2 separate regions of the Homo sapiens genome follow, and region 2 is linked to region 1. Evidence: read pairs that join two places in POLR2A ChIA-PET (ENCODE). Cell type or tissue: MCF 10A. All regions are shown on one strand. Each heading gives the region's core, and the rest is flanking DNA. Links, peaks and the distances in the headings are about the cores only.

Evidence for each region. Peaks named below come from ENCODE experiments on the same cell type or tissue, not always from the same donor. Only the 100,000 strongest peaks of a DNase experiment are listed, where the experiment ranks them.
Region 2: POLR2A ChIA-PET joins it to region 1 with 5 read pairs; 3 of 35 experiments call an interaction of 5 or more read pairs at or near these places.

What each region holds. Positions count from the first base shown.
Region 1 is chr3:147,727,117-147,734,677 of GRCh38, forward strand. LOC124909495 (a long non-coding RNA gene) reads right to left here and starts at 5,326. Exons shown (of 2, transcript XR_007096279.1): 1 at 5,186-5,326. In MCF 10A, for the core only: no CTCF peak of the experiment used is centred there; no DNase peak of the experiment used is centred there.
Region 2 is chr3:147,395,309-147,402,869 of GRCh38, forward strand. It overlaps ZIC4 (Zic family zinc finger 4), which reads right to left. Exons shown (of 5, transcript NM_032153.6): 2 at 7,420-7,504; 3 at 544-1,161. The coding sequence starts at 7,489. Among named protein-coding and RNA genes, the nearest start is that of ZIC4, 7.5 kb to the right of the region's middle. RefSeq lists an enhancer at 421-1,158. In MCF 10A, for the core only: no CTCF peak of the experiment used is centred there; a DNase peak (open chromatin) is centred at 4,023.

The DNA.
Region 1 (7,561 bases), core at 2,027-6,026:
TATAAAGACACATGCACACGTATGTTTACTGCAGCACTATTCACAATAGCAAAGACTTGGAACCAACCCAAATGTCCAACAATGATAGACTGGATTAAGAAAATGTGGCACATATACACCATGGAATACTATGCAGCCATAAAAAATGATGAGTTCATGTCCTTTGTAGGGACATGGATGAAATTGGAAATCATCATTCTCAGTAAACTATCACAAGAACAAAAAACCAAACACCGCATATTCTCACTCATAGGTGGGAATTGAACAATGAGAACACATGGACACAGGAAGGGGAACATCACACTCTGGGGACTGTTGTGGGGTGGGGGGAGGGGGGAGGGATAGCATTAGGAGATATACCTAATGCTAGATGACAAGTTAGTGGGTGCAGCGCACCAGCATACCACATGTATACACATGTAACTAACCTGCACGTTGTGCACATGTACCCTAAAACTTAAAGTATAATAATAAAAAGAAAGAAAAATATCACATTCAATTTATTTTTTGACTATATAATGAATTAAAGAAGTAGAGACTTAACAATTATGGAGTAGCCTAAAAAACAAAACAACACTATTGTAATTAAAATTCAACCAGATAAAACGCTATTGTAAAGTAGTTAAAATTCAACCATATAATTAAAATATTCAACTTTGGTGCTTTTGTTTGAACTTGAGCTGAAATCAAACAAATAAAAAAGTCTTGGCTGCATCAATCCTAAGCCAAAAGAACAAAGCTGGAGGCATCATGCTACCTGACTTCAAACTATACTACAAGGCTACAGTACCAAAACAGCATGGTACTGGTACCAAAACAGAGATATAGACCAATGGAACAGAACAGAGCCCTCAGAAATAATACCACACATCTACAACCATCTGATCTTTGACAAACCTGACAAAAACAAGAAATGGGGAAAGGATTCCCTATTTAATAAATGGTGCTGGGAAAACTGGCTAGCCATATGTAGAAAGCTGAAACTGGATCCCTTCCTTACACCTTATACAAAAATTAATTCAAGATGGATTAAAGACGTAAATGTTAGACTAAAAACCATAAAAACCCTAGAAGAAAACCTATGCAATACCATTCAGGACATAGGCATGGGCAAGGACTTCATGTCTAAAACACCAAAAGCAATGGCAACAAAAGTCAAAATTGACAAATGGGATCTAATTTAACTAAAGAGCTTCTGCACAGCAAAAGAAACTACCATCAGAGTGAACAGGCAACCTATAGAATGGGAGAAAATTTTTGCAATCTACTCATCTGACAAAGGGCTAATATCCAGAATCTACAAAGAACTTAAACAAATTTACAAGAAAAAAACAAACAACTCCATCAATAAGTGGGCAAATGATATGAGCAGACACTTCTCAAAAGAAGACATTTATGCAGCCAACAGACACATGAAAAAATGCTTATCATCACTGGCCATCAGAGAACTGCAAATCAAAACCACAGTGAGATACCATCTCACACCATTTAGAATGGTGATCATTAAAAAGTCAGGAAACAACAGGTGCTGGAGAGGATGTGGAGAAATAGGAACACTTTTACACTGTTGGTGGGACTGTAAACTAGTTCAACCATTGTGGAAGAAAGTGTCGCGATTCCTCAAGGATCTAGAACTAGAAATACCATTTGACCCAGCCATCCCATTACTGGGTATATACCCAAAGGATTATAAATCATGCTGCTATAAAGACACATGCACACATATGTTTATTGCGGCACTATTCACAATAGCAAAGACTTGGAACTAATGCAAATGTCCATCAGTGATAGACTGGATTAAGAAAATGTGGCACATATACACCATGGAATACTATACAGCCATAAAAAATGATGAGTTCATGTCCTTTGTAGGGACATGGATGAAGCTGGAAACCATCATTCTCAGCAAACTATCACGAGGACAAAAAACCAAACACCGTATGGTCTCACTCATAGGTGGGAATTGAACAATGAGAACTCTTGGGCACAGGAAGGGGAACATCACACACTGGGGCCTCTTGTGGGATGGGGGAAGGGGGGAGGGATAGCATTAGGAGATATATCTAATGTATATGACGAGTTAATGGGTGCAGCACACCAACATGGCACATGTATACATATGTAACAAACAAATGTCTTGGCTACATCTGACACTAGATTTTCCAGCCCCAGCACCATAATAACCCCAAGTAATTTTTTTTTTATTATTATACTTTAAGTTTTAGGGTACATGTGTACAACGTGCAGGTTTGTTACATATATATACATGTGCCATGTTGGTGTGCTGCACCCATTAACTAGTCATTTGACAATAGATATATCTCCTAATGCTATCCCTTCTCCCTCCCCCTACCCCACAACAGGCCCCGGTGTGTGATGTTCCCCTTCCTGTGTCCAAGCCCCAAGTAATATTTTTAAAAGTTTAAAGGGATTATGGGATGTGACTACTAACCATTAAGACAACCTGAAAAATAGGGTAAAATTGAGTTCAATATTTTTGTTTGTGTGAAAACAGGAGGAAGTGGTAGAGGAAAACAGGAAAAAGAGAGGGAGGCAGGGACAAGCATTTCTCTAGGAATAATGAAAATTCTCGATTTTTTTTCCTGGTATTATGTACCAGAATGTTAGTTGACTATCAGCTCTCTGTATATTCTTTGAATTTTTGGAACCAAAGCCATGTGACATTTGCTCCACAGCTTCTTTGCATGTCATGTTTTTTATTTTCTTTGGACAAAAGTCCATGGTAACTTACTTGGGTCAATAAATACACAAGCTTTTAGAATCTCAGAAACTATCAAATGTAAATGGACCCGATCATTTTAGCATTAAATTAGAATAATGTGTGTTTTCATAAGAAGCACTATTTAAAATTTTTTACTGTAAGGTTATGTTTGGATAGATAGTTCTATGAAAAATTATTATAGTTTTGTTGTTATTGTTATTTCTCCAAGATTGTGAACACACATATGGATAATATTCATCTTGTTCTTCCAGAGCCGTGGCATCCCTTTTTAACATCCTTTCATGATCTGTAACCACTAACATTTGTGAAATCACTTAAAAAAGACATTAACTGTAGGGGACAAAACAAATACAATTTAAAATATCTAAACAGATCCACCAAAAAAAAAAAAAATCCCATTCACACACAAAAAACTAATAATGGCCCCTTGAAAGTTATGCTCATTTGGCTATGGAAATTTTAGAAATATATTATTGCTTGGGTCTTTTTAAAAACCATTATTTAAAAAAATGTGGCATGAGTTGTAATTCTAATTAAAAACCAGGCAAGCCCTTAGGTGGGAGTCACAGTGAGCTGCCCTGAGTTTTTCCCAAGCCTAACAAAAGAGAGAAGGACTTGCCACTGCTTGTGTCTGCCAAACGTGTATTGTTAAAGGAATCAAAATAAAGAGGCAAAGAGGTCAAGGGTTAGGAGCTCATATTTCCACCCTTCATGACCCCGTCTCGAGGCTGGGGTGCTCTTGTCATCTGTTTCTGAAGGTCTCTCAACACAAGACTTTCCTCTACTTCTTTCAGGAGACTCCCGTGTAGACTACACTGGTGATTAATGAAAAGGGCTCACAGGAGACCTTCTTAAAATGCTTTGGACAAAAGGGTCCACAGCATGAAGGCTTTAGAAGAATACCTGCAGACAGTACTGTCTTGAGAATGTAGTGGAAATAGCTATGTTTTCCACCAATTCCACCTTTTTATGACATATCAGATAACTTGATTAATGGTATGCCACTTTCTATTTCTGTTGCAAGCTGTCACCAGAATACTTACTTAAACTTTCACACTCCATGAGTTGTAGAGTAGCTGGTTAATATTTTTAATGTTGTTTTCATTATTCCAAAGTAGAATAAGGTGACCATTGGACTGAATCCTGAAATTTCATTTAGTTTACAAATAGTATAAAATTATAATTATGTTCTAGCAAATAAAATTAAGATGTATAAAATAATTTTTATCAAAATTTGACAAACTAGAGCAAAAAATATTAATATTTTCCTTGTGACATTGCAGATATCTGAATAAAAAGCATACAAAATATACTTCTATAAAATCAAGTTTGCAATCATCACATTTTCATTGGCTGCCTTGCTAGAGATTTCCCAAGAGATTATTAGACATATTAATTAAAATCTAAAAGTGATTTAAAAATATTTTTTCCTCAACACTTATAGCTCAGTGAAATTAAACATGCTGTGGCTGTTATATTTTTCAGTGGTTTAGGACAGTGAAATAAGACATAGGCTCTAGCTCTAAGAGCTATCAGGGGTCCAATTTCTGGAAACCCTAATGCCTAATGCCTACCCTACAACTGTACTGATTAGGACGGTGGCTCGCCAATTCCACACTGTTTGCGCTAATGAGCCTACAGAAAACTAGGAATTATCAGTTAAAGCTGCTGTTAAGCTGCTCCCATCGCAGTATATCAGCTACATGACTTTTCTTACTATCCTACAATTCAATATAGCATCTCTCAAAATAGTTGACTTCCAGTCAACATAGAATTTTGTGGTGGAGGAAGAAAGGAAAGGAAAAGAGGCCATATATGCCTATAACTGAGTTTAAAATGTCCCCATTCCAAAGTCATAATTTTAAATAGTGTGTTCTATCAAATACCATCCCTTTACACTGTCTACATGGAATTTTCTAGAAATATACCTTAGCAAATACATCCTTGCCTCTCACTTTCTGTGCTTACCAGCTTTCCAAAGCAAAAGGAGTTCAGACTTCTCTAACCACTGAAGTGCAAACCAAAACTATGAGACCGTGAGGCAGTTCTGACCAAACTGAAGAGAACAAGAAGAATAAAAAAGAAAACCTTTTTTTAAATTAAATTTACCCAAATAACTAGGAACAAAGCAGTTTCCCCCTGTTTTAGCAAAGCATTTAACTAACATCCAAAATAATTATTGCTATGTAGAATTAGTGTACATATTTTAGGGAGTACAATAACATTTTCCAGATAAAATGAATTGTAATTACAGATTAGCCTTAGTTTTACAGAGATGTAGTATGAATTTCGGGTTGCAGAAAAACTCATGCAAAGGCAAGGGTTAACACACACATATATACAAGTAAATGAAAATAAATGAAAGAAAATTTTCCAAATTGCCTAGAAGGATTCTTTAATTATTTCTGGGGATCATTACTCAAACTTAAAGTTCCAACTCACATTCTCCTTTTTCCTCTGAAATGGTTCTTTGATTGTATCCGGATAAATACATCTTCCGCCTTCTCTTCCACCTATTCCCATTATTCCTGCCTCCTTCCTCCCCACCTGCATCTCTTTCTCTCCAGTGTTCTATTGTAGAATAATTGAGTGTGGTATGATGGGAAAGAACCTGGATGCTGAAGCCAAACTTCCTATATTTGGATCTGAAACTTGACTCTCTTTTATCAGCTGTTTGAACTCAGGCAAATTACTTAACCTCTCTATGCTCCATTTCTTCATATGTAAAATGGAGAACATAATAGTATTTACACTATAGGATTGATAAAAGGGATGTTAATTCATGTAAAGCACTAAAAACAATGCATAGAACATAGTAAACACATACTATTATTAGAGTCATTTGCTTGCAAGTGTTTGCCATACAAGTTCCTTGAAGGCAGGGACCAGGTTTTCTTTTTCCTTAAAAAAAAAAAAAAAAAATTCTGAATAATCTTGTTCAGTATCCAGAAATATTAGGCCTTAAGTGAATACTGAATGAAGGAATCAAAGTGAATATACTGCTCTGGTTTGAAGTTTTGTCATTTGACAATCTGTGTTAGTTGGTCTGCTCTTTTTTTTTTTTTTTTTTTGGTTTAGTTTTTTCATGGCTTCCACCTAGACTGAGGTCAGCAATCTGTCTGCAGCCGAAACCTGAAGCTAGAACACAACTTTTGAACTGATAGGTCCTTCACCAGAGAAAAAAAGAATAAGACATTCACATCAGCAATATATGTCCTAGTACACAGTATGAATTGCAATATGAAACCCTGTATGTTTTCATGATCTTAGAACTGATTACCTGTGAAAAGCCTGTTACTTTAAAACTTTAAATTTGGAAACTAAATCACTTGTTTCTTAAGGAGAAGATGCTAAAGATTTACAGGGAGAGAGGACCAGCTGCTTTTGACCTCTAGAAATGATCTCTAATAATGCCAGGGCAACGATTCTACAAATAGGTTTAAATTTTAATATAGCTATATTATCAGGCCTAGATATTCTTTGGTGGATGCCTCTGTTGGCAGTTACTCACATTGCCTTTATCAGTGAACGCTGTCATATTTGTGTGTTATAATCACTGCCTTGACAGAATCAGATAAGCACCTATAAAGTCTTTTAAAAGAAATTTACTTCCTCTATCTACAAACTGTCAGCACCTTTGCTTTTAAACACTCTCACTTTGCACAATATAGGTTATTAGTTTGAAGATTTGAATTAATGGGATGTTAAAAAATGTGGGGTTAGAGAACTAGATGCCAGTAACCAAAGTGAAAAAAAAGGAACCATTTTTTCTGTACAAGGGGGAGCTGTCACCGGCTTGTCATAGGAGTTAATAAATGAATATGTTCCTAGAGATTGTCTTCCCATTTAAAATGTTGACCCAGCAAAATTCCTAATTTTATGTATTAATGACAACTGATACCAACAATTAAGGAAGACGATGTTAATTATTTGACCAGCTACTTGGCTTATGTGCTGTATGAACAAAATACCTTTCAGGAACTCCGGATTGACTTTCTGCTTTGTAAACATTAGCTCCTGTTTACTTGTTAGCCTTTAAGACATAAACATTGCTGTACCACACTATATAAAGAAGCTTCCCACTTAGGAAACCCAAGGTAATATCATCTAGCATTTTGGCATTCTCACGAAGAATTAGTGCCTAGGGGAGGCAAAACAGAACATTAGTGAGGATTAATAGAATTTTTGAGTAGGCCTTCTTTTTTCTCTTCTCTCTGTCTCAGTTTTTATGTATTAACCTTCAAATTATTTTAGGATGCTTTTTTTCGGTGCTGAATTATTAAAAGTGGTATATTTTTCAATATCTAGCTAGTAGATTGTTTATGATGGTTTTACATTTTTTCCCATAAGGCACATCTTATTTAAATTTCTACATTTTAATATTTTTGTGGTTCAAGTTGCAAGCAGATAACAGATGATAGAACTCTAATTTTGTATTTTCAATAGGCACATTGATTTAGTAGCTTTGCTAACCACATCAGAGGGCTCTGAAACCATTCTCAAACATTTCTTGGAGTTGATAAGAGATAAATTAAGAAACATAAAGATTTCTGTCGCTCACAAACTATATGATGTTTTGTGAGTCACTTAGTCTCTGCGCTTCCATGTCTGCATCTAAAAATCTATGAGCTTGAACCAAATGATTTTGCCAGTTGTTTCCACATTGGAGTCATGTTAAACACTGTTGATGGACAGGAAATTTAAGGTCCTAGCTCTTGTGGTTTGACTGGAAGTCCAAAATTGAAATAGAAAGAAAGATGGGCTTGGGAATGAAGCACTTGGTAAGACGTAAGAATTTGCATAAAGGGCATCAAGTAT
Region 2 (7,561 bases), core at 1,953-5,952, 330 kb before region 1:
AGTGAGGGTCCACCAAACATCCCTAGTGTCCGGCCACCAAGGCTCAAAAATACGTACAAAGTTAGCCCATTCGACCCCCAACTCCTAAAGAAGGCTCCAGGGCCTGGTAACCTCTCAGTCCAGGTGGGCCAGGTTATCAGGACTACAGGTGGAAGAGTTCTGCTGCGCAATTCCAAAGGGACAAGGAAAAAAGTTAGACAGCTGTTCTTATGTCTTTACGACTTTGGGGAACAATGCTGTTTTAAAATATCTTAAAATCAAACTCTTAAGCAGAGAGCACATGTTTGCACACACAGGGTCTTAGGCACGTTCACCCTTGTCCCCCCCAGAACAGAAATCCCGCACTATCCTCCCTACACACAGCCTCCGGAAACTTCTGTGATTCTAAGAATAGAAGCGCATAATTAATATTTTATGGCCTTGGCTCATGGAAACAACCCCAAAATATTTCCCCCTCCCCTCAGTTGGGACTTGAGGAAATCCAGACCCGAGGGCCTGCTTCCCCAGAGGGTCCGCACGCGACAGACAGCGCCGAATACTGACCTGTGTGAGTTCGTTTGTGTATTTTGAGATTTTCTGATCTAGCAAAGACCTTCCCACACCCCGGGAAAGGACAAGGGAAGGGCTTCTCGCCCGTGTGCACGCGGATGTGATTTACAAGTTTGTATTTGGCTTTGAAGGGCTTTCCCTGGCGCGGACACTCCTCCCAGAAGCAAATGTGGTTGGCCTGTTCCGGGCCGCCGACGTGCTCCACGGTGACGTGCGTGACCAGCTCGTGCATGGTGCTGAAAGTTTTGGAGCAGAGGCTCGGGGTCGCGGTGCCGTCGGCCGCCAGCCACTTGCAGATGAGCTCCTGTTTGATGGGCTGGCGCATGTAGCGGAAGAAAGCGCCAGGACCGTGGGGCGCAGCGAGGTTCACCGTCAGGTTCATGCCCCCGTAGCCATGCAGGGCTGCGGCAGCTGCCAGGGCGTCGCTGCGGGCCGCAGGCCCTGGCGGGAAGGGCTCCGGCCGCGCGTACATGTCTCCAGGGAGCCCCAGACGCAGGAGTCCATTCAAAGGACGGCTGGGGGAGGCCTGGGGAGGCTCCTCGTGGAGGCCCGGGAACACCGAGGGGCTGGAGGCGGCGGTGAGCTGGGGGCCATGGTGTCCAGAGCTGCTACCTGTTGTCGAAACAAATAGCGCGCATGAGAACGGGTGGCGTGGGCTGCGCGCTCTTCCCTGGGCCCCGGGGGGCAGGCCCAGCCCTGCCGCACTACGGCCTCTGCAGTCAGCCGTGGAACTCAGAGCCAGACAGCGCCAGCAGTGAACCCGGTGGACAGAGCAAGGCCAAACACCTCCGCCGCCATTGGGCCGAATTGCTGTTGGGCCAAGTCCCCCGCCGCGCCATGAGCTAGAGAGGGATGGTAGCGGCAGAGTAGATGTAAGGGGTAATGGAAGGCGCAGGGCTGAGTCTGTGGGTTGCTGGGGGTTCTGCTCCAGAGGGGTAGGAGCTGAGCCCCAAGCGCACTTTGGCGGCTAACACCCCGGGGCTCTCCGGGGCACGATGCCCTGCGGGGAGTGGAGGTGACAGAAATGATGATGTTGGAGGTGGTGGTGGTTCTGAAGCGCCCCAGCCATATATATTTTCAGTGCCCCGCTTGGCTAGGAGAGGGCGGCCGGCTGCTTGCCGACCCACGCTCCCCGGAGCTCCCTGTACCGGGCCGCTAACACCACTGCCACCTGACAGTGGGGAGGGGAAAGGAAAACCACACAAAAAAACTTCTGTAAAGTTTTTTTTTTCTTTCTTTCTTTCTCTTCTTCTTCCCAAGGTTTGGATTTGGGCGCGCCCACCCCCTTGGCTATTAATGCCTACGCGAAATCCTGCACACTACAGAAGTAGCAGCAGGGCGCGTTAGGAAGTCAATAGAGATTCAGGGCCGTGGCCTGGACCCACAGAGAGGAACAATCGCCTGGGTAGCCCATTGGCCCGCGGCCGGGTCCGACGTCAGTGATGACAGGTCCTGCCGCACGCGGTCGGTCTCTCTCTCTCTCTCTCACACTTCCCTGCTCCAACCGCCACCCCCTCACACACCTCTCCCCCAAACATATACCCTCTTTCCCTCCCTCACCCCACCCCCACAGCATCTCAAGCTTCCACTGCTCATGCGCTCTGACCCGGGCACAAATCCTTTTCTCTCCCCTTGAGCCTCCTCCCCCTCCTCTCCGGAAAGCTGAGTGGATCAGCTTTGACTCAGGGCTCCTGGAAGTACTCGGGGCTGGGTTATGCCACCATTCACCACAACTTTGGGGAGGCAGCATTGCGGGACCTCAGTCGGGGCTGATGGGCAGCATCGTGTGCGCAGAGATGGCGGTCTCGTTGGGCAGTTTGTCCCTGCAGCCTGCAAGAGGAGGGGGTCGGGATCGAAGGACCGAAGGAGGTTGCTGACTCAGGAGCCAGGAGCTGAGAAACTCCTAGGCTAGCAGCCGTTGAGCCTAATTTTATTTTCTGGCTTTCTCCGAAATGTCTCGTTTCCCTCATCTTTCTGGTCCTTTTCGTCTCTCTTATTTTCCCCAAAACGTCTACCTCACTTCGTCTTCCTTTCTCCTCCCCTCCCCCTCTCTTTCCTCTATACTCTCTTCCCATTTAGCCTTGCAGGCCCCTCCTCCCCGGTGTTGGAGAGCTCAAAGACGCGCGAAACTCAAGGATCTGGCCCTGACCAGGGACGGGATTAGGCGGGAAGTGGTGACGGCCTGAAAAGGCTGGGCTCGAACCCGTGCCTTCCTGAAAGGACTCTCCCCGCCACAAGTCACACCCACCCGCAGGCCTGCTGGCCAAAGAAACAAAGGAGTCGGGCGTGGATCCAGGAGAAACAGGTTTTCGCTCTCGGATCTCCCTGGGCAAATCAGGGATCCTGAGCGCTATACCCCGCAGTCGTACGGAGCCTCTGGGAAAGGGGATTTAAGGGTGACTTCCACTTTCAGCTTCGGCTACTTGTTGCCTGCGGTCCAAGCCTTCTCTGCTTCCTCCTACCTCGTCTTAGGCCTCTGTAGAAAGTGCACGCCGCGTTTCCCCTTCCAGGCTCTGAGAGGGCCTGCAGGCCCGTGGCCGCCTCCGACAAGATGCCTTCCAGTGCTAGGGGGGCCACTTTGGCGGGATGGGGGTCGGTTGGTTAAAAAAAACTTAAGTTCTGGCTCAGTCGAGTGTGGCAAAAGCCGAGGGTCGGGGGTTGGGGGGCTTTGGGGGCGAGCGGTAGTCCTTTGTCTGAGCCGACCGGCTAAGGTCAGCTGCGTCGTCCGGCGATTTAAAGGGCTGCTGGCCGGGACTCCTGCCTTGTCGCTGCAGCCGAAAATGCCAGTCTAAGTGCTTGGGCTTCCCTGGCGGCCATAAAAAGTGTCCCCCAAACAGAGAAAGGCTTGTATCTTTAAGAAAAGTTTTAAAGATTGAGTAAAATATCCCATACCCCTTAGCAGAGGCAAGAAATTTTGGCAGATACCAGCAATGCTGAATAGAAATTGACTGAACTGCCCCTCCTCCCATCCCCAGCACCAAGGACTATTCTTATACATTTCCTGGTCAGTAAATAAGGCCTTAAAAAATTTTTTTTTAAAATAATTAACTGATGTATAACAGTTGGCAGATTCTTTGAGACCTTCATTTAATGCATTGTTCCTCCCTTGGGTGCACTTTAGGGAGGGATTAACTTCCACAACAATTTCTCTCTACTTAGACACGTCCAGGTCTTTCTGCTCCTCCTACAGGAAGAGCTTGGATAACTCTACCAATAGATACTCCTCAGTATTTAAAAAAAAAAAATTAGAGAAGAGTATTTGACTGCCAGACCCCCACTCCCTACTCTCAAAACCAAGGGCTTCCACACAGCAGTTTTGTGACTAGACTCTCAGGATATGTCTCCCTGGCTTTCACTTTCTCCCATGGTTTACTCCTCCACCAACAGGCACCATCTCTCTGATCCTTCCCCTGCTCTGATCCTTCATCCAAGCAGTGGCATGGCCAGGTCTCCAGTGAAAGGTTTACACATCTCAATGAGTCATTTCACCTCCCAGGTGTATGTTGAATGATGCAATTGTCTAGGCAACTCTGGACTGAATCCATGAAGGACTCCAAAAAGCAAAACAAAAGCCAGAGTATGTTTTTACCTGAGACTCCTTGCCCAGTTGTTTTTACTATCCGCATCTTAACACCAAACTTGTTCAGCTTATGTGGTATTCAGGTTTAAGTGCAGGGGAACTTCTGCAATATTTCGGCAATTAAAATTTTTTTTCTCTGCTGGACCCTAGGTAATCTAAAACTAACAGTTCAGAATGTTTGTCAAACTCACTTTAGCTTTAAGACTCTGATTTGCAAAAACACGGATTTTTTTTTTTTTTTTTTTTGAGAGGGAGTCTCCCTCTGTCGCCCAGGCTGCAGTGCAATGGCGCCATCTTGGCTCAATGCAACCTCTGCCTCCCTGGTTCAAGCGATTCTTCCACCTCAGCCTCCCAAGTAGCTGGGATTACAGGCACCCAGCATCATGCCCAGCTAATTTTTGTATTTTTAGTAAAGACGGAGTTTCACCATGTTAGCCAGGCTGGTCTTGAACTCTTGACCTCAGGTGACCTGCCCACTTCGGCCTCCCACAGTGCTGGGATTACAGGCGTGAGCCACTGCACCCGGCCAGATTTCTTAATATATACACTGTGACCCCACCTCCATCAAAAGCTTTGAATAACAGTATGGACAGATAGGAGAAGAGGGGTTTTTAGTTGTTTCAGGCTGTGGAACCCTTAGGAAGCCTGGTGAGTCTGTTGAACTTCTAATAGTCCAGTATTTGCTGCACATATTCATCATAGAAGAAAACACTAACTTTCCAATAGAAGGTTGTGAAAATAAAGAGGCATTTTTTTCTCCTCCAAGTTTATGGGCCCTCTGGAATTCTAACCACTGACTCTCTGGACTCCAGGGTTAAGAAACAGAGGTTTTATACACATAGTCTGCTAGCATACTACACACTTTCTGTTAGTCACTTTGCCTTTGAAAAGCTTTGAACTTGTGTATGACTTTTTTGTGCCAGCAGCAAAAGGGCAAACACATCTGATTCAGCCAAAATCCTGGAGAGTAGGCTGGCCCCATGGAGCTCCTTCCCAGATGCAGCCTTCTCTTGAAAGCTGAAAACATCTGGACCCATTTTAGGTAGCTTCTTCTTGCTTGAGTAGCCAGGGGTCAGTAGACCTGCAGGTCACTGAGGTTGCCTGATCTTTGCAAGTTCCTTAGAGCTATATGGTCTATATGTTGGTTGGCTAAACCCAGCAATGGGACCAGACATTCTCCTCGAAGGACATTTCCCCAGAGACAGCAATAAGGGATTACATAAGGATCTTCAAGGTATATCTTTGAAATAAGCCCCAAAGCAGTATCCAGTTCAAGGTGATGGGGCATCAACAACTGAGAGGTATATTTTAGTCTTTAGAGAGATCATTTTGAGTCTTCCAGAGCCTGGGAAGCAGGGAACCCAGGCTACAGAGATTATCAATTGGGCTGGCTAAGGAATGGTGTCTCCTCAGTGCTCTTCAGATTTTTTTTCCAGAAACATCTCACTATACCTGCCCCCAACACCAAATGCTTGACTGAAACATTCTATTCCTACCCATGCCTGGAGATATAACATTGTTAAGTCTACTTTTCTGCTTCATTTGTAGAGAAAAAGAGTATCTCACAACCCACAGATCTTTAGCACATGTCAAAATGAAACACTGGAAGCTTGTTTTCTTGGGGACCTATTTGGAGCATATTCCACCACTAGACCCCAAATATCTCTTGATCTTCAGAGCCTCTGCAAACCAGTGCCCAGAATCATGCCCTAAGCACTTTTGCTCACCTACCCAGACGAATGCAGTGGCATAAACAAGTGATTTCCTAGTTCTTTTCTAGAAATAGAACATTTGGTGGCCCTACCATCTGCCAGAGCTCCTTAAATCACTGGTTTGAATGTCTGATCTCACTGCCTTGGAAAGAAAAAAAAATGGAGGATATTTCAGATCAACAGCTGGGCTATTTTTCCATTTTAATATTTTAAGCAATGCTAAATTAAATGATGATTGTTTATTGTAAGTTATGCCCAGATCAGGAGGTGGGCCTTACTCAGCTGAGGGCCACTGTATAGAACCTGGCTAGAAACAAGTCTTGTCATCTGAATGTTCTGCACTAAATCAATAGTCACTTGTTCAGTTCTTTCTTCCCTGTTTCTGGCCAGGTTGCCACCCTAAACAGAGGTAAATTTCTTTAGAGGCTAGTCACAAACAGACTTCAAGATTCCTACACAGGGAGTTTGCCTCTATTCTTATGCAAAGAAATAACATAAGCCCCAGGAGGCCATCCGTATTTCTAAGCCCAAATTGTGCAAAGGAGATGAGATCTGTTAGGATTTTGGCAATAAAAGAGGATATTCTTCTCCTCTGCTATGGAAATTTGAGTTTTAAACATCATTAATGGAACTGAGTATGGAAGAAAATATACTTGGATATGCTTTAATTTCCAAGCAAGGATTCTACAAAACATCCTGTGACAAAAGCTTAGGAAACATTGCTTTTGGGTCTTCCAAAACAGTATTAAAGAATCAAAACAACTGAATTTACATAACAACTCATACCTCTCTTGAGACTTTTGCCATTAAATCATCCCCAGATAATATAGAGAGCCATTTCCTGGGTTGTCTATTTGACTTTGGTTAGGAAGGTTCCTTTGTCTACCAATGAGGGAACATCTTTGGAGGCAACCATCAGCTAGTGATATAGTTGAAATGAGGAAAACTAGACGCCTGGAAGGGAAAATACCACCCTAAATCATATGCTTATTCTAAATGGAATATTAAATTAAATTCTTCACAATGAAGGTATTCCTGACAGAGCAGCTGTCAGTCACTCCCTGTTCAGACACCACATTGTGGGAACCTCGTCACTACCACATTGCAGAAGGCTGGTATCCCTGGTAAAGATGATGTATATCATGTAAACCCCATCATCCAGATCAAAGTCTGCTTCTTTCATGGAAGCCAATACATGTCAAACCTCATTCCAATCAAATTGTCTGGAAATGAATTCAAGATGAATATGTCACAGAATAACGTGACAGTGGAATTGCAGAAGGTCAGGGGTGGTTGTTTCAATGAGAGAATCGTCAAATATTAATTCTGGAACGTCCAGATGAGTAGGCATTGAGGGGGATTAGCTGGCTGCTGGTGGGACGTTGTGTCATTGATTTGTGTGCAAATGTATTGAACACTAAGGAGTTCTAAGTTTCATTTGAACTCAAGAAACTCCCCCCAAACTCTCAACCCAACATAAACAAAAGACAAAACAAAACTTCCTACTTAAAAAAAAAAAAGAAGAAGAAGAAGAAAAGAAACCAGCAAACCAATATTCAAAGGAGGATTTTAACTTACTTGACTCTTTAAGAGTGTTTCGGTAAAGCCGTAATCGTTTCCTCATCACCAAGGATGTCTTGTATCTCATTTTCTGACTTTGAGCCTGTTTGGGAAGAAAAGAGTGACAGTCACTAGTTAAACAATTTTACACGTCTGTGTG